Regions from separate parts of the Mus musculus genome. Here region 2 is linked to region 1. Evidence: chromatin loops called from intact Hi-C (ENCODE). Cell type or tissue: left cerebral cortex. All regions are shown on one strand. Each heading gives the region's core, and the rest is flanking DNA. Links, peaks and the distances in the headings are about the cores only.

Evidence for each region. A loop is a pair of places that touch in the nucleus more often than their neighbours do. Peaks named below come from ENCODE experiments on the same cell type or tissue, not always from the same donor. Only the 100,000 strongest peaks of a DNase experiment are listed, where the experiment ranks them.
Region 2: a loop joins it to region 1, with 2.8 times the contacts of the local background. A loop is called at or near these places in 16 of 42 quality-filtered maps.

The regions. Positions count from the first base shown.
Region 1 is chr16:97,588,830-97,597,164 of GRCm38, forward strand. It overlaps Tmprss2 (transmembrane protease, serine 2), which reads right to left. Exons shown (of 14, transcript NM_015775.2): 3 at 7,911-8,130; 4 at 2,595-2,681; 5 at 1,991-2,110. Among named protein-coding and RNA genes, the nearest start is that of Tmprss2, 18 kb to the right of the region's middle. In left cerebral cortex, for the core only: a CTCF peak has its summit at 4,489 (motif pointing left); a DNase peak (open chromatin) is centred at 4,475.
Region 2 is chr16:97,440,299-97,448,633 of GRCm38, forward strand. Bace2 (beta-site APP-cleaving enzyme 2) reads left to right here. Exons shown (of 9, transcript NM_019517.5): 9 at 1-2,638. It also overlaps the pseudogene Mx1. Among named protein-coding and RNA genes, the nearest start is that of Fam3b, 60 kb to the right of the region's middle. In left cerebral cortex, for the core only: a CTCF peak has its summit at 3,730; DNase peaks (open chromatin) are centred at 1,219, 1,888, 3,769 and 7,236.

The sequences.
Region 1 (8,335 bases), core at 289-8,288:
TTCAGAAGTTGCCCTTCAAAATAGAAGGGGGTTAGATTTGCTTTTTCTACAAGGAGGCTTATGCGCTGCACTTAAGGAAGAATGCTGTGTATATGTTGATAAAACTGGATTAAAGATAGCATTGCCAAAGTTACTGCCAGTTTAGAAAAAAGAAAAAGAGAGAGAGAACAACAAGAGTCATGGTACCAAAATTGGTTTTCAACCTCCCCCTGGCTTTCGACCTATTGCCCTCCCTTTTGGGGCCCCTATTGGGACTCCTATTATTGATTTCTTTTGGTCCTTGGGCATTTCAGAAATTGACCCGATTTGTTAAATCTCAAATTGATTCATCTCTTTCAAGCGCATCTGTTTCAGTTCATTACTATTGGCTGGACGTTGGCGATAACAAGCAGGTTACTGGAGAAGAGTAAGACGTGGATACCACTTCATCACCCTCGTCTCGGGGAGAGAGACTCAATTTCCATAAAATGCTTAAGTAAGATCATTCCCCTCCCCCTAAATTCGGCCATCAGTCTCATGCCACGAATCATTTATAGATTGCCGTAGTCTGTGCTTCCGACATGGTAATATACATTCTCGCCACATTGGAAAATAAACAGTCATCCCAAGACAGACACATCGAAAAATTGGAACTTGAAGCCATCGCCCGTGAGAGTTGTAAGGCTAAAGCACTGCACAGAGATTAGTCTGGAAGCTGTTAGACGTCTCTGAGAGGCATGTCTGATTGCATGAAGGTTGAGTGCCCTAGGGTCCTTCTCCCAGGAAAAACGGCATGGGAGCAGGTCAGGGTTACTCTGGGTAAAAATCTGTGGGCCTGAGAGTCAATCCTGTACATGGCCCCTAACATTGCACACTGGGGATCAGACCTCTACCTCTACCCACGGAGCTTGCTTTGTTCCTAAATCCCTTGGCTAGCCCAGGTTATACCCAACAGACTGAAACCGTTAATTCAAGCCTCATAGATGACTTGTCTTTGTGTCCTTCGTGGTTTTAGAGAATCACCCGGTGAGCAAACAGACGTTTAGGTGGTCGTTAAAAACGTGGCTACAAATTTATTATACAATATGCCTTTATAAAAATATTAAAACGGGGGAGATGTTGGGAGCTATTAAGACAACACAATTGTCCTGATCTCTGAATTGGGCCTCTCCCCCCGAGAAGAAAAGGGGGTCAAAAGTGGGCCACCTATGCACCACTCCGAGAACAACCACAGATGGTTCCAGCCCTAAGTCAGCACTGGATGTCCTGACCTCAAGATGCACCCTGATACCACCAAGTTCCTGCTTCCCCGAGTAGTCGCCAAAAGAAAAATTTCCGCTGCCCCATTCCTCCTGCTGAGAAGTACGTCCCCTTTTGCTTGTGCATTTAAGCCTTGAGCCTTGCTAACACAGTGACACCTTGATGTTATTCAGAATGGTTCCATGTCCTTCCTCGTACTTGGTGTCCATCTTTTCTCTCCCCCCCCCCCCCAATTTGGTTCTTAGGAGAAGGTCCCCTTGAGACCCTCCAATAACTGGACCTGCTGGACGGGTCAAATATACTTGTTCACTGCTGTCACACTGGGCACAATCTTAAAGACACTCATTTTAAAAACAGCATAGTGCAGTGGTGGCTCATGCCTTCAATCCCAGCACTCAGGAGGCAGAGGCAGGCGGATTACTGAGTTTAAGGCCAGCCTGGTCTACAAAGTGAGTTCCAGGACAGCCAGGGCTATACAGAGAAACCCTGACTTGAAAAACCAAAAAATAAAAAAATAAAAAAACCCAGCATAGTGCACCCTAACTTATTTTCAACAGCCTGCTTGTTTTAACTGTCATCCAAAGGCAGTTGGGAACATGTGTGTTTGAGTTACTGAGCCCATCACTGTGTATGCTGCAGGGCCAAAACCACAATCCTGAGCCTGGGCTCAGCACCGTGCCTGGCTGTCTCCAACTGCCACTTTGTGGCAGATGTTAAGAGATCAGTGCTTCCAGGGCCAGGGATAACTCACCACAACGGTTCTCATCTTCTCCGTTGGGACAATGTGCTACCCCGTCACACCAGAGAGAAGAGCTGATGCATGTGCCTGAAGACCCACACTCCATCTCAGACGTAGAACAGTTGCTGTCCCCTGGCATTGTATTGGGAGAAAGGGAGGAAAACTCATCAGGCTGAGCATCCAAGGAACTGCAGAGCCCTTAGGAGTCTTGTCATTCACCCTCAAGTCCAGTGAACAGGAAAAACCACCTCCTCACAAGGAAAGGACATGCCATTGCTACATGTAGCGCTTTGAATAAGTTTGGCTCTTGGAAAATGGCACTATTAGGAGGTGTGGCCTTGTTGGAATAGGTGTGACCTTGTTGGAGGAAATGAACAGCAGGGTACAACCTTGTTGCTACTTGAATGAGAGAACTAGTTTAAGACTCCCACAAGCTACAGATTTGTGGAAGCAAGAATACATACACTGTTTATACAGCAATAGGTGCATGGAGAAAAGGGAGGAAAAGGCAGCCTTGCCCTCAATGGAAACCAATCTGGGAGGCATCAGGTGGCTCCTCCAGCCTGGGGAGAAGGTCACAGTCACGGCCATGCACACAGTCCAGCCCCAAACTTACAGAACCTCCAAAGCAAGACAGCAGCCACAGCAGCTCCCGTGAGGACAGTGCCCAGGGCGAGGGCTAAACACAGCGATTTCTTAGACTCTGCGGAAGAGAGGGGTGCTCAGGTCAGTGCTGTAGGAAGATGGTCCTTCTGCCATGCTTAGAGTCATTTTGACTTGAAAATACCACATGTCAGGCTGGGCATGATTGCATATGCCTGCCTCTAACCCCAGTACTCAGGAGGTGAGGACACGGGCAAGAGTTTAAGGCCAGCCTGGAATACAACAAAGAGGAGGAGGAGAAGCAAAAGGGGAAAATCTCAGAAGTCCAAGTCCAAAGTTCACTTGCTACACATAGCAACAAGGCCAGCTTAACCTGGGCACCTTTAAACTTGCTCAGAACTCTTGCATTACCTAAGGCTGGGGAAAACACCCAGTTAGACACCTATTTACAATAAGGTGCTGGATTCTGCATGCTCCTCATGGAACACCACACTGAGCCTGAGAAGCCGAATGATTTTATGAGCACTCATTCACATTGTCATGCAGCCAGAAGTCCTAGTTTAGCGACTGACTGACTGTGTGTGGGTCCATTTATTTGCCACATTAGGGAAGAAAAGGCACCTATTTAATTCATTTGCTTTCGTGCTGCTAAGGATCAAACCCAGTGTCTCACTCATGCTAGGCAAGTGTTCTACCACTGAGCTACACAACCACCCTATGCAACAGTATTGCCACACACATGCAAATGTTAGCTTGAACGTTAAGGGCGCCACTTGGGAGTCTCAAGGCTTCTGCAGCATGAAAATATGTGCTTGGGGGAAATGGAAGCTGAAGCTCCAATTTGAAATGAAATCCAAGAACACTAAGCTCTTAAAACATCACCTTAGGGAGGGTTTGAAAATGGGCCAATGCTCACAAAAAACAAACAAACAAACACCCAGATCGAAAAGGAGAGCTGCCTGGTGTCAGCAACTGCAAGTACAAATCATATAATACTGTCCCCCAACACATCATGGGGGTGCCAGGGGCTTCAGGTAGAGCACCTATCCTTCCCCTAGTAACTTTGGGCTTTTCCTCCTGGCCACTTTGTTCCCAGAAATAACCACTCCAAGACAAATTATTTATGAATAAATGCTTAGGCCATAAGCTTCATCTTGCTCCCCAACTAGCTATAACTCAATTACCCTATTGATTCTATTCTATGTCTTCCACATGGTAAGTTACCTCTCCTCAGGTTTATACAGCTGTCTCCTCCAGAATTAGAGGCAAATCTCCCCCATCTGACTAGTTCCCATAATTCCTCTCTCTCTCTCTCCCTACCAGATGTCCCACCTTCTAGTTCCTGCTACAGCTCATTGGCCGTCAGTTTTTTATTGACCGGTGATGCTTCAGAGATTCTCTCTACATCCCATGGCTGCTGAAAGAACCCTGTGGTATTTGACAGCCACTAGCCATTTACTGCTATTGACACTTTCTTTCAGTAATTACAATTAAGTGGAATTAAACTAAAGTGTATAAATTGAATCACTCAGCCTGCCACAGTGGGGTTTACAATGGTTTGGCAGATAAAGGCACTTACTGCCAAGCCTGATGACCTAAGTTGTCCCCAGAACCTACATGGTAGAAGGACAGGGCTGAATCCAACAGACTACTCTAACCTCTACACACTCTGTGGTACACAAATAAATAAATGTTTAAAATGAGCAAACAAGCAAAAAACAAAGAAGGAACTCTTTGTTCAGAGATATAGCAATGAGCAAACAAACAAAAAACAAAGAAGGAACTCTTTGTTCAGAGATATGGCTCAGTAGTTAAGTTGCCCTTGCACAAGTCACATACTCGGTGACTCACAACTAACCTTGGCTCCAGTTCCAAGGGATCCAGTGCCCTCTGCTGGCCCCTGTGGGTACTACATGCACTTGGTGCACATTATGTATGTGCAAGCACTCATAAAGAAAGAATAAAAAATTTCAGCTAAGAATAAAATAATTTAGAGAATGATTTCCAATACCTAACTGATTTCTTCTATCCATAGCAAACAGGGGTAGCACTGCTGGACAGTGGTTTCAGCCAAAAGTATCAAGGTTTAAAGAAAAGGCCTGATTTCAGAGAAGGGGCCCTGGGGAGTCTAAAATTTGGCATCTTCACAGTGAGGGGCTGGTCATTCCCAGCAACTCCCTCTCCAGATGAAGTTCTAGCAGGGGGTAAGGGGTGGGGTCCCTGGATCTTTTCTTGGAAGAAAGGCTGAGAGATAGAATACAGAGCATAGGAAATATCATTAAAATGGACACTCCCAGGCTAGAAAGAGCCTTCAGGTCTGGAGACCCCAGCTGCAGTGTCACTGTGCTTCCAGAAGTTGGAAAGGCAGGCTGGGGTTGGGCTCTGGAGCCAAGTGACCCAAGCTGACCTGCTTAGGACTGAAAGACTTGCTTTCACCTGGTTCCTACGTCCTGCTAATGGTATAAAAAAAAAATGCCTGGGGATTGGTCCTCATCCCCATCAACAGGGATTGTGCTCCTATGCTAAAGCAGGCAACCTGAACTCTCAGCAGCCTCATAGGGGAGGCCTGGGTCTGAAAACCTCACAAGGCAGTGATTTTATCAAAATGCAGTGAGGGGTGACGGTGCCTTCAGGCACCAGGGTGGAGCCACCAAGAAACCCACAAGAGAAATTCCTTATGGCTCACCTGATGAACTACCAAGTACATTTTCCTCTTTGGGCAACTTATCTGCATGCCATTGTACCTGAGATAAAATGACTCGCTTAAAACTGCCCATGTGGCTCAGTGGTAAACATTTGCCTAGCATGTTCAGGAACCTAGCTCAGCGGGAAAAAAACAAACACTGAATCAGTAACTTGGCTGGTGAGTAAGGGAGATTAAATCAGGTGTCCTTCACCTCTTGTTGGGGCATGTGCAGAGTCACAGTCTGGCTGGTTCACTCAGGACCATGTGTGCAGCAAGAAACCCCCATTTCACCTCTGAACAGGCATTTGTCACCAGCTACAGTCTGCACAGCATAGACTTGCAAGGTTCAGTCCTGCACCATTGTTCATTTATATCTATCCTTCCCAACAGAGCCTGTTGACTCAGCCCTATGGCATCTCTGCATCACAGGACTGTTGACTTTGATCTTCAAAGGCTCTTGCAGGTGCATTCACTGCCACTCAAATGGGTAAGTTCCATGACAGTTGTTAAAGCAAACAGATGGATCCAAAGCAGAATGTCCTTATACTCCCAACATTTAAAGTTGTGCTACCAACATAATGTAGGACACAGGTTCAGAGCTTAATGTCATTCTGACAAAGATGTAGTTTTTGATGCCTTAATAGCAATAACATGTTCTTTTTTTCTTTTTCCTCTCTCTCTCTCTCTCTCTCTCTCTCCCTCTCTCGCTCTGTGTGTGTGTGTGTGTGTGTGTGTGTGTGTGTACACCTCAGAGGCCAGAAGATAACATTGGATTCCCTCCCGTTGGAGTTGTAGAGGAATTCAGATGCTCTGTGAGAACAGCTAATGCTCTTTACTACAGTTAACCCAGTACTGTGATTTTAAAAACATTGTCAAAGTGAGTGAAAAATAGTAAAATAAAATTACTAAAATACTTTCCGGTTCTTGGGACAAGGGGGTCATTCTGTACTTCTGGTAGGCTAATGGTGGGAAGCCCAAGACTGTAGTCTGAATGGATAACTATCAGATAGTGATTTTATCAAAGCACAGCCAGAGATTTTACAATGCAGGTTTATAATGGAAAATCGCACCTCAGTGTTTATCCTCCCTATTTATAGGCAATTGACAGAAAACTAAGATGTCCCACCCCCCATCTGTCACTTCCTGATTACTCCCTGGGAGTGCAAAAGTATTCAGTAGGGTACACCGGGATGCTTCTGCCTTCTGGGCTGACCACTGAAGGCAGGACAGTCTTTTTGGAGGTGCAGCCTTACATGGGGCTCTTTGGCTTCTGATAACTAACAGTTCCTTGCCCTGACTTTCTTCCAGCCAGCATGGCAAGGAAAGGCCAGGTCTTCTGCACCTCAGCTGGGCTAAGATGAAATAGTTCATGCAGACAGGAAAGAAAGCAAGTGACTAGAGGTGGATCAGAGCAAAGAACAGAAGAGCCACTCAGATGTAGAGAGGGACAGCAGGAAAGCCAGGAATGTCCAAGTGGGACAAACAGATTCCTGAGGCCTAAGGTCTATCACATGACTGCTGATGAAGTATGGGTGGCCCACAGGATTCACTTTTGTATCAACCTTGAACGATACATGAAACACACAGACAGGTGCTCATCTCATAAAGCAGCAACTCTGCTAGAAAGCTGGTGTGGAGCTGGAGAAATAGCCATCAGTTAGGAACATCTACTGCTCTTCCAGAGGATCCGAATTTGGTTCCTAGCATTCATGTTGAGTGTTTACAACCACCGAAAATACCTTGGACTCCAGCTCTAGAGGATCCAACACCTTCTGGCCTCCATAGGCACTGGCACATATGTAATACAAACAAGCTCAGTTTTAAAAAATAAATATATAAAGTAGCTTATCAATAGAGTCCCTGGTGTCCTTGACACCAGAGAGGCAACACTGAGAACAGCCAGAATTAAAAGGTAGAGGGACATAAGAGGTAAGGAATCTAATGGTGAGAATAATCATCAAATGAAAGGGCCACAGGAGAGGGCAAAGAGATTCGGCTTTCATATTCAACCTTCAGCACTGTTCTGGGGCTATGGGGGGGGGGGGGGTAAGGGGCTATGGGGAAGACATGATACATCCAGGGCTGGGAGAGTAATTTTGCCGTGGAGAGGCAGCCTGGCTCCCCTAGAAAGTATATGGGCAGGCCCTGGAATGGGAGAAATCCCCCTTGTGGGGAAGACCCTTCTTCTTCTAGGGCAAGAACTGGCAGAGGTGAGAGCTCCAACAGATCTCTGGCTAGTCACAGGAGGTATCTTAACCCTGAGCCCTCTGTGTTCTGAGCACATCAATAACATCTAAGACAGTTCACTCCCAACCTTGAGTGCTTACTGTTGATTCAAGACAACACATCCATAAGCACAGAGGCAAGAAGGGACTGAGAAACCATGCCCTAACAGTCCAGCTGAACTGGGCAAGCACACAGTGGTGCTGCACCAAAGGCCAAGGGGAGAGGAAGGTCTCTCCCTGCCAAAGAGAGATGAGGCAGAGCCCATGGCTCTGACCAGCCAATGTGGAAGGCAGGTAAGACAAGATTGGCCCTGTTGGCAGTGCAGTGTTATTGACAAGGTAGGAGAAATAAGAGACCACAAGAGAAGGCAGATCCAGAAGCTGTAGTCCCTTGTGATACAATGCTAAGGAGTCTTACTTGAGGTGCACAGTGCTCCTGAGGACTTGGGATGTGTGTGGATGACAGATGTTGAGGCTTGCGTTGTAATCCTCGGAGCATACTGAGGCACTGGAGATGGGTAGTACTGGGCTGGATACAAGTTGTAGCCATTGGGAGCCACTGGTGGTCTCGGAGGACAGATGTGCTCAGACTGATACCCGTGGTTCTCATAGCAAGGTCCGATTCCTGGAGGTGACCCCTAAACAATGGGAAAGGAGATAAATCAGTTACAGCTCTCACTCACTCTAAAGGTTTGGAAAGTTAGCATTGTTCACAGAAAACAGGGAGAGAGCCAGCAGATTGCCAATCACTCTGTCATCACAGCAACTTGCTTAACATGACTAGACTCTTGTTTCTGCACTAACTAGAACGCTCAACTATCTGTGTTTCATTAGCTTTGGTTT
Region 2 (8,335 bases), core at 264-8,263, 150 kb before region 1:
TAAATGCTAAACTCTTCGAGGGGGAAAAGGAGAGGTATGTCCCCCACCTCAGCCTGCAGTTTCAGTGTTCTGGAGAGTCAAGATATCCCTGAACAGTGTAGGCAACCCAATTTACTCCAGTGTTTTTAGCATGGCCTACATTTTTGGAATCTCCAAAGAGAAGCCCTCGAATTGGTCACTGGCCACTGAGCAGACATTCAGCAGAAGACGATTTGTTTTGTTTAGAAGATGCCTATTCCAGTAAGACCAGAATTCCTTGAGTTCAGGAGCAGGACCCGGGTCTGAGGCTGCAGGTTCAAGGCTATGTGCTGGGGAGTTCACTGGGCAAGGGAAAGTTACTTGGGCCACACTGACTTGGCCAAGTTTCTTTTGGGGACTGTGTACCCAGGAAGGACTATTGACAGCCAGAGCTGGACAGTCCCATGATAACCAGCCTTGTTGGACCACTTACCCACCCTGTTGTCAGCCTCAAATCTCTGCCCTGTCTTCAGTGGCTCTGATCTTCCTGTAGAAGTGGGTCTCATGGGTCTTAGGGTCCATAAGTACCCAGTCTCATTCAGAATCAGGCATCTGAATTATAGTCTGGTTGACTGCACTGGGTCAGAGAGTAAACTGAAGCAATTGTCATGTTGCTAAAGATTTTGAAAACCAAACTGAGCCTCCTGGTGGCACCCATGTGTCTACAAAGCCCACGAATGAGGAGTTCATTAGGAGTGGGCGAGTGAGTACTCATAATATCAAATTCAAAGGACAGTGATTTTTCCTCCCTCCCACCACACAAGCTTCCTATGGATTTAGTATCAGATGTCACACCCAGATGCCCTATGTTTCTAAATTTAACTGTGCCCTATTATTTTTATTCTTAAGGAGAAGATAGTAGATGAAGGCTAGACTGTAAGTTCAAATCCCTATTAGGACTTGTAGTGTTTTGTTTGCTTGTTTGTTTTGTTTTGTTTTTTGATCAAACCTTGGGTAACATTTGCATCCCAGTGACAACCAGAAGTGTATGATATTAAATCATTTATTAAGGAATAGTCAGTGTCAGGAAAGTGCCAGACGCACACACCCCCATTTACAACTGGAGAAATGTTTGTGTGAGATAAGCTGTAGCACATGGCATGTCCCTCACTCATCAGAGTAGAGCACACAGCCAATATGAATTTTTACCCATATGCTTCATAATTACAGCTGGTAGAGGCACAATCAGCCCTCTCTTAAGCTAAGCACAGCTGTGAATCACATTGGTGTCTGTAAAAAGAGACCACTGACACCTGCGCTTTCTGTGCAGCCCTACCTGATTTAACACTGCTGTGTCTTCTCTGGTGGGGTGGAAATTAGATAGTTTGTATTTGTAACAGATGCACAGATCTGAGTGGGACCTGGCTTGCTGATTTCTGCTGCTCCTTGTTCTGTGTGGACACTACTAGAACCTTCTGAGATAAGTAAAGCTGTGGCATCCTATCAGGGGAAGAAAACTCTCACAGGGGCTCCACGTTGTCAGGATGGGTTCTGCTGAATGAAGAATGAAGTGTTAAGAGAGCATTGGGTAATCTCCTTCTGAGATTAAAAAACAAAACAAAAAACATAGCTAGTTAAGGCTTTATTAATCCGTAGTAAAAATCACAAGAAGTACAATTTCTTGGGGTTAGGAGTGAAGTTCACTTGTATAGTTCTTGCCTAGCATTCACAAAACCCTAATACGAAAAGGAAGGTGGGAGGACGTGAGGAAGGGAAATGTCTTCGTAGCTTTGCGAACTCTTGTCCTTTGGCCCCCGGAGTATAAAATGCTGCCTCATCAATTCCTCCTTTGCTGCAGGATCATGCATTCTTACCAGTGAGGAGCTGAAGGCTGGTCTCTTTAGCGATGACTCAGTCCAGACCCACAGCGTAGGTGGGGTTCTCACGTGCAAGTAAAAGCTGAAGTTTGGAGTGTAAAACAGCTTGTTTCCTACTGCCTCTGTTCATCTACACACTTGAGTACCCTTAAGGTTTAAGATGCTCTCCTCTAGGCACTGAAAGGGCTACTCATGTCTCCTGCTTCTCAGGCATGTAAGGTTTCGGTTCTGCTGGGAGAGCTCTAAGCCATGCACCAGGCATAGTGGCACATGCTTTTAATCCCAGCACTTGGAAGGCAGATGTAGATCTCTACAATGCCTTCTGTACACAGTTCCATACCACCCAGAATTACATGATAAGACCTTGATGGTGAGTAAGTAAATACACAAATAAATAAATGATCCAAGCCATCTACTGAATTCTAAAAGAGGCAGAAAGTAGTGTTTTATACAGTGTATTTTTGTTTTTTTGTTTTTTTTTTTTTTCTACAGGGTTCTTGAGTGGCAATTGTATTTCTGAAGATGCTTCTAACTGGTTAATGTTTTCTTGGGGGAATCTCCCTCCATTTCCAGGGCACTGAACTGATTTCAAATCAAATTGTGATTAGAATACTGTGCAAAACAGAGAGGCATTCGTGCCACAGAGTAGCTCCTCACAAATGGCCACATGGTTGCTAGGCCCTCCAACCTGGAGTTTTCTAGAATAATCTTATTTTTGTACTTGTCCACCCTGCTAAGATATATACCACTGAAAAGAAGCGAGATGTCTGACTCAGTATGAATAAATAACACTTCCTACTTGGGTTCAGAACTGTTTCTTTAACCTCATGCCTCGTGGGTCTCAACTCTGGAATTCCTGCAGGTCACCGAACATGCAGGTTTCTAGAAACTATCAAAGCTAAGTGAGTGGATGGAGGGCCCATATTCAATGGTCTAGAACCTGAGAACCAGCTACCAGGCACTACTCAATGATGCACAGCCCCAGTGTTTGCCCTGGTGTGGCGCTTAGCTCAGCTCAGTTATCTCGGAAGCAATCCTGCAGCTACGCCTCAGAACCTGATGCATAACCATGTGTGTGGTAAGAATGTGGCTTAGTGGTCCGGCTGAAATACTCAGTAAACCAAACAACACCTGTCTGAGAACTGTAATTTCATTTTTAAAAATGGGTTCTTTAGTGACTAGGGAGATGGCCCAGTGGGTGAAGTACTCACTATGAAAACATGAGGACTGAGTTCAGATCTCTAGGGCCCATGTAAAACCAAACCACACCAGGGCTGGGGGAAGGTGGGAATACAGATAAGTGGATTCCCTGTGCTCCCTGGTCGGCCTGTTTAGCTTGGAAGAGAGAACTCCAAGTTTGGTAAGAGACTCTGTCTCAAAAAGTAAGGTGGAGAGCAACAGAGAAAGATACCTAAAATTGAACTGTGGCCACAGAGAGACAGAAAGCACAGCTGCCCCCACACAGAGACATCAATACCTTATATGTGACAAGGAGACACGCAATGTAGGCTCTTCCATGACTGTACACCCCTATTAACAGTACCCCGACGGGAGGAAATGAAAAAATTCTCAAAGCATTCAGACACCATTTGAGCTGGTACAGTGGTATGTTCCCATACTCAGAACGGGGATGGTGAGAGTTGGGAGTGGGGGCAGTGACTGGGACAGGAGGATTGTGAGTTCCTGGCCGACTAGGCTACTCGTGTGGCCCTGTCTCAAAATACTAGCAAAACCTTCATTAGGAGGAGGCAGCAGTGAGTGGGTAAACACCCAGGTTGCCACTCTCTGATCACCAGGGAGACACTTCCCATTGGTTTTGTTTTGGAAACCACAGTCCCAAGTGAATTACATTTTGCCATCCCTATTTGTGGGTGTCTTTGCAGGTGTGATTTCACATATCTGACACTAGGCGGAGCTGTTGAGAAGCTTTGTGGACAGACCTGTCCTTGGAGACTGTAAACGTGGGTCGCTTTCTCAGGCCGGTTTATCAAAGGCCTATCCTTCCACTCCACTGCTTACAGGTCTCGCCCAGACTGTTTCAGGTTTCCAGATTACGTTTTATCTTCAAATTCTCTATGTGCGTGTGTGCTTAACTGTCATGCTAGAAAGAAAACTGAGGGCGCCGCAGAAGGATGCCTTAATGTGTCTAGGTTCTCACTCTCAGAAGTATGGTCCATATTAAAAGCAAAATAAAACAGACAAACAAAACCACCATTTTGTAGGACTGGAGAGATGGATCTGTGATGCAAGCTCGGGGACCTGAGTTCAAATACACAGAACCCACACACAAAGCCAGGCTTGTCAGCTTTCCCTGCGACTAAGACAGAAGGCAGAGACAAGACTGCTCTTGGCGCCTAAGGATTAGGTGGCAGGGCTACGTGGAAAAGTTTCAGGCCAGTGAGAGATCCTACTCAAAAGGTAGAAGGCACCTAAGGATTGACACCCTAGGTTGTTCTTCAACCTATACAATACAGACCTAAACAGACATACACAGAAACACACACACACACAAAAACACACACATTTATTTTAAAGTTTGTCTCATTACTAGATCTATCATCCTAACCCCGTGCAGTTGCTCTTATGTGACTGAAATGGAAAATCAAAGAGGTTTTGGGGGCTGGGGGGGTGTTGTTTTGTTTTGTTTTTAATTTAATAGCACCAAACCACAACAAGTAAAATGTTCAGGATGTTCAACAGTAAAGGAAAGGGACTGACAGACTGTGGGCTGAGATATTTCTTCTTCAAAGCAACTCTAAATTCACACCATGAAAATGCTTCTAATCCCTGAGGTGGGGGGTAGGAGCACAAAGAAGATGGACTGACTCCTTCAGGAAAGGATGTGTGCAGAGTCATTAAGCTTGGTTTTGTGGGACGGATCACACAGGCCAAGACCTCAGCCTGTGACTGTGACATAGAACATAAAGATGAAGGTTTCCAGTCTAACATATACAAACTGTATGTCAATGAACAAAATGTAGTCAGCCTATCTGAGCTTCAGACTAGAAGTCCTACTGATCTCGGAGAATCACTGGAGACAAAAGTACAGTTACATCAGTGTCCATCTTGTAAAGCCAGTGAGTCCATCGGGCTTGCTTACAGAACACAAGTGAGTGAGTCCCAGGAATGTGGGTGACCCCCAGACAGCAGCAGCACCTCAAAATCCAACCCCATCACAAATTGCAGTCTCAGAGAAGCTACATCGTGAAGACCCTTTCACTAAGTAGCGACGCTAGTGTCTTCCAAGGCCACTTGTAGCTGGGGAAGGGAGACATAGCTAGAGTCCCCGGTGAGGGTCTCCTGATCCTCTCTGTGGAGTGTAATACTTATATTACATTGCCATCACTTGGCTCCTGCCATGGTGTGCTGCTTTAGTGACCATGGCTATAGGGAAGAGGCCAACATGGAGTCTTGCTATAAGAGGTTACAAGAGCTATAAGCTGCCATACAACAAAGGTCTGGCTAATTCCATCTTCTTCAGACAAGTGTAACCTCAGACAGCCTGCCAACCTGCCGAGGAGCAGAGAAACTAGGTAGGACTTCCAGGAGAACCACACATAGACTGTGCCCTGCCTTGACACACAGTTTGAGCTGGTTGTGTTTTAGGGTTTTTCTTTGCAGCTCAGGTGCACACTGGCTGGGGGGGGGGGGAGGGAGTCTGACCCTTCAGATTAGTGACAGCACAGTTACATAATCTTAAATTGTGTTTTTCAATGGCCCTGACCTAGAACTAGATATGTATCATTTGCTGAAAACAGAAAATACAGAGGCCTTCTAAAATGAATAAGCATTTATTGGTATTGGTTGATAAACAATGATGTTGTAGTACTATTTGTTGTCTGGGTCAGTTGGGATTGTTTGGAGCAGATCAGAGCCTGTAACTTGGTCCCTTGTAAAACTCTGTTAAAGATTTCTGTAAACCAGCATCTTATTCCTTCAACATATGATGTTTTTTGTGCTGTTCGATAAATACAAAGGCAAGTCCTTTATCAGTGGCAGGCACACAGACATAAAGACAGATTCACAAGGCAGTCTAAAGGCAGGACAGAATCATACTCCCAAAACGGACAGACAGAAGACAGAAGACATGGGAATCATGAGGTGAAGAATTTCAATCAGGACTTGCTCTCTGTTAAATGACTCTAGGGGGAAGGGCTTTTCTTTCCTTAATGTGACACAAATGCATTATGGGTGATTCTTAATCACTAATGTGTTTAATCCTAGCACAGGGCCACATTGGAGCTCCCTATTAATTTGAGAATGTCAGGGCTGCTTACCAGGTTGGGCTGATGTGAGGTGCTATGGAAGCTGAGAGTGACATGTCCCTGTCTTGACTGCTCCTCTGGGGACCCAACTTTCACATGACTCCTAGAAGGGCCTCACCTGGCCTTCCCCTCCCACAGAGTCCTTGAGGCCCACCACATTGACCTCTCTATTGGGTTCTACATCTTTAGGCAGCCCAAGACTAAGCCCAGCATCTATGCTCATAAGCTTCTTCCCAAAGTTCATACTACTTCATGATGTCAGAGATGCTACCTTAAAAGTGGTACCCTGTTGTCCTGGGAACTTGGACAGGAAAGATGGACCTGGTTTTTCACATAGGAGAACCCAAAGTGGCTGTTCTTGGCATCTGTCAGCATATGTGTTCTGCTTAAATAGGACATTTAACATTTCTTTATGGATTCTCAGCCTATACTGGTAGCTAAGAACAGATGAGTATCACCACTATTTTGTCTGTTCACACTGACTACCCTGTAGTCCCTTGGAAACACTTGATCTATCTCCTTGTTCTACCTCCCCTATCAGGAAGGGTGGACTCAGTGCACCTTCCTCTGCCCCTACCTGTTCCCCTTCTTGTGGGGTTCAGCCCCTCCCGCAAATAAAAGAAAAATCATGCAAGTGTCACTTAGCAAGAATTTTATTGGAAGCGCTAAAGTGGAAACGTCCAGTTTCCTTGGAAAGTTAGTTATATCAAATGATGTTTTGCTGGGGTACACAGGTGAAATGATGTCTTGCTGAAGCAAACACATGAAAGAATGTTTCCCTGAAGCAGACACAGCTGAAAGGATGCTTTCATATGACATTGCAAATACATGAAAGGACCCATGATGAAGGAGTATAAATATGACCTCACAAACAGTTGGAGATGAGCAACGGAGCCTTGGCTTGGTTTGCTCTGTCTAGCTATTCTTTACTATCAACATGCATGGAATGGTTTGCCTTACATAGCATGGTTGAGCTCCACTTGTGGTAACACTGACATTGAGAGAAACTCACCTAAGAACTACTTGTGAGGTTCCTGCAGCAGTTTGTTGCTTCTGCAGCCTCACCTCAGGCTAGATGGCAAGCTTTCATCAAGATTGAACTTCAGCTGCTGATTCATTCTTGGTTTCTGCCTGTGGAAAGGACTGGACTATAGCTGCTGGTTGTATGTGGTGTCTGCCTGCCTAGAGGACTGGTCTGCAGCTGCTGAGTCATACTTGGTGTTTGTTATGGGACTGAACTGCTGCCAAGGAAGACTGAGCTTGCCCCCAAAGAACTATTGCTGAACAGGTCCACTTCCTCCATAGCCTAATAACTTTTCTCTTCCACTACCTCTGATGGGTGGTGGGCTAAAAGAGAGGTGGAATCCTTGTTAAAATTTTTGCAAAAAAAAATGTATGCCTACGAAGAGCTGTCCTACCAGGACCCTGTGGCACCTCTCGCACTGCTTCCAGACAGGACAGTACAAAACCAGAAGCCGACCCTTCTGAGGTGCTCAGCCAGTACATCCTCCTGACAAAGAAAAGACAGGAGCAGGATCCTGAGAGGTGCCATCCTCCTAGGCTTTGAGAGGGTCATGTCTTCCTGCTGAAGTAGAATGACTCTCCATAGCTCCTCTCTCCTCATCTCCTCAGAGTTTACAAAGGGCTTGCTTGCTTCCACAGTCTAAAGGCAACGTTCTGACATAAGGTTAGCAGCTAAAGGATCATTGCACAGCGACCAGGAAAGCCACATAGCTAGCCTGGTTAATCGGAGAATTTGGCAAGCTTCTGCCGAGCCTCATCCAGCCTTAAAAGCCGCCTCTTCAGGAACTTCTTCTTCTCTCTGGTGTCACTCTGCTCCTCCAGGAACCAGCTGCACTTACTGGTGTCCTGTAAAAGCTGAAGCATCGTTTTCTCTATTTCCTCCCCAAATGTTTTCAGGATGAAGTACTGGATAATCAGAGGGATCTGTCTCCCAATATTCCGTCTGCACTCCTGGAAGTAAGAGACAGGTCACAAGGGGTTGAAAGTAGAAAGAAAGATCTCCTATGAGTCCCAGAAGGGTCCAGATTTCCAAGGATGGATATCCCAACAGATGCATGATTCTAGCCCAGTCTCAACCCCCATGAGCAGACAGACAGAGCATGACCTAGACAGGCATCACATTGTTGGAATCTGCCTACTAGCTTCCCTGAACATCAAGTAGATGGGCCTTCAATAGAAAAGGCTAAAATGAGCTCGAAGGTAGTCTACAGA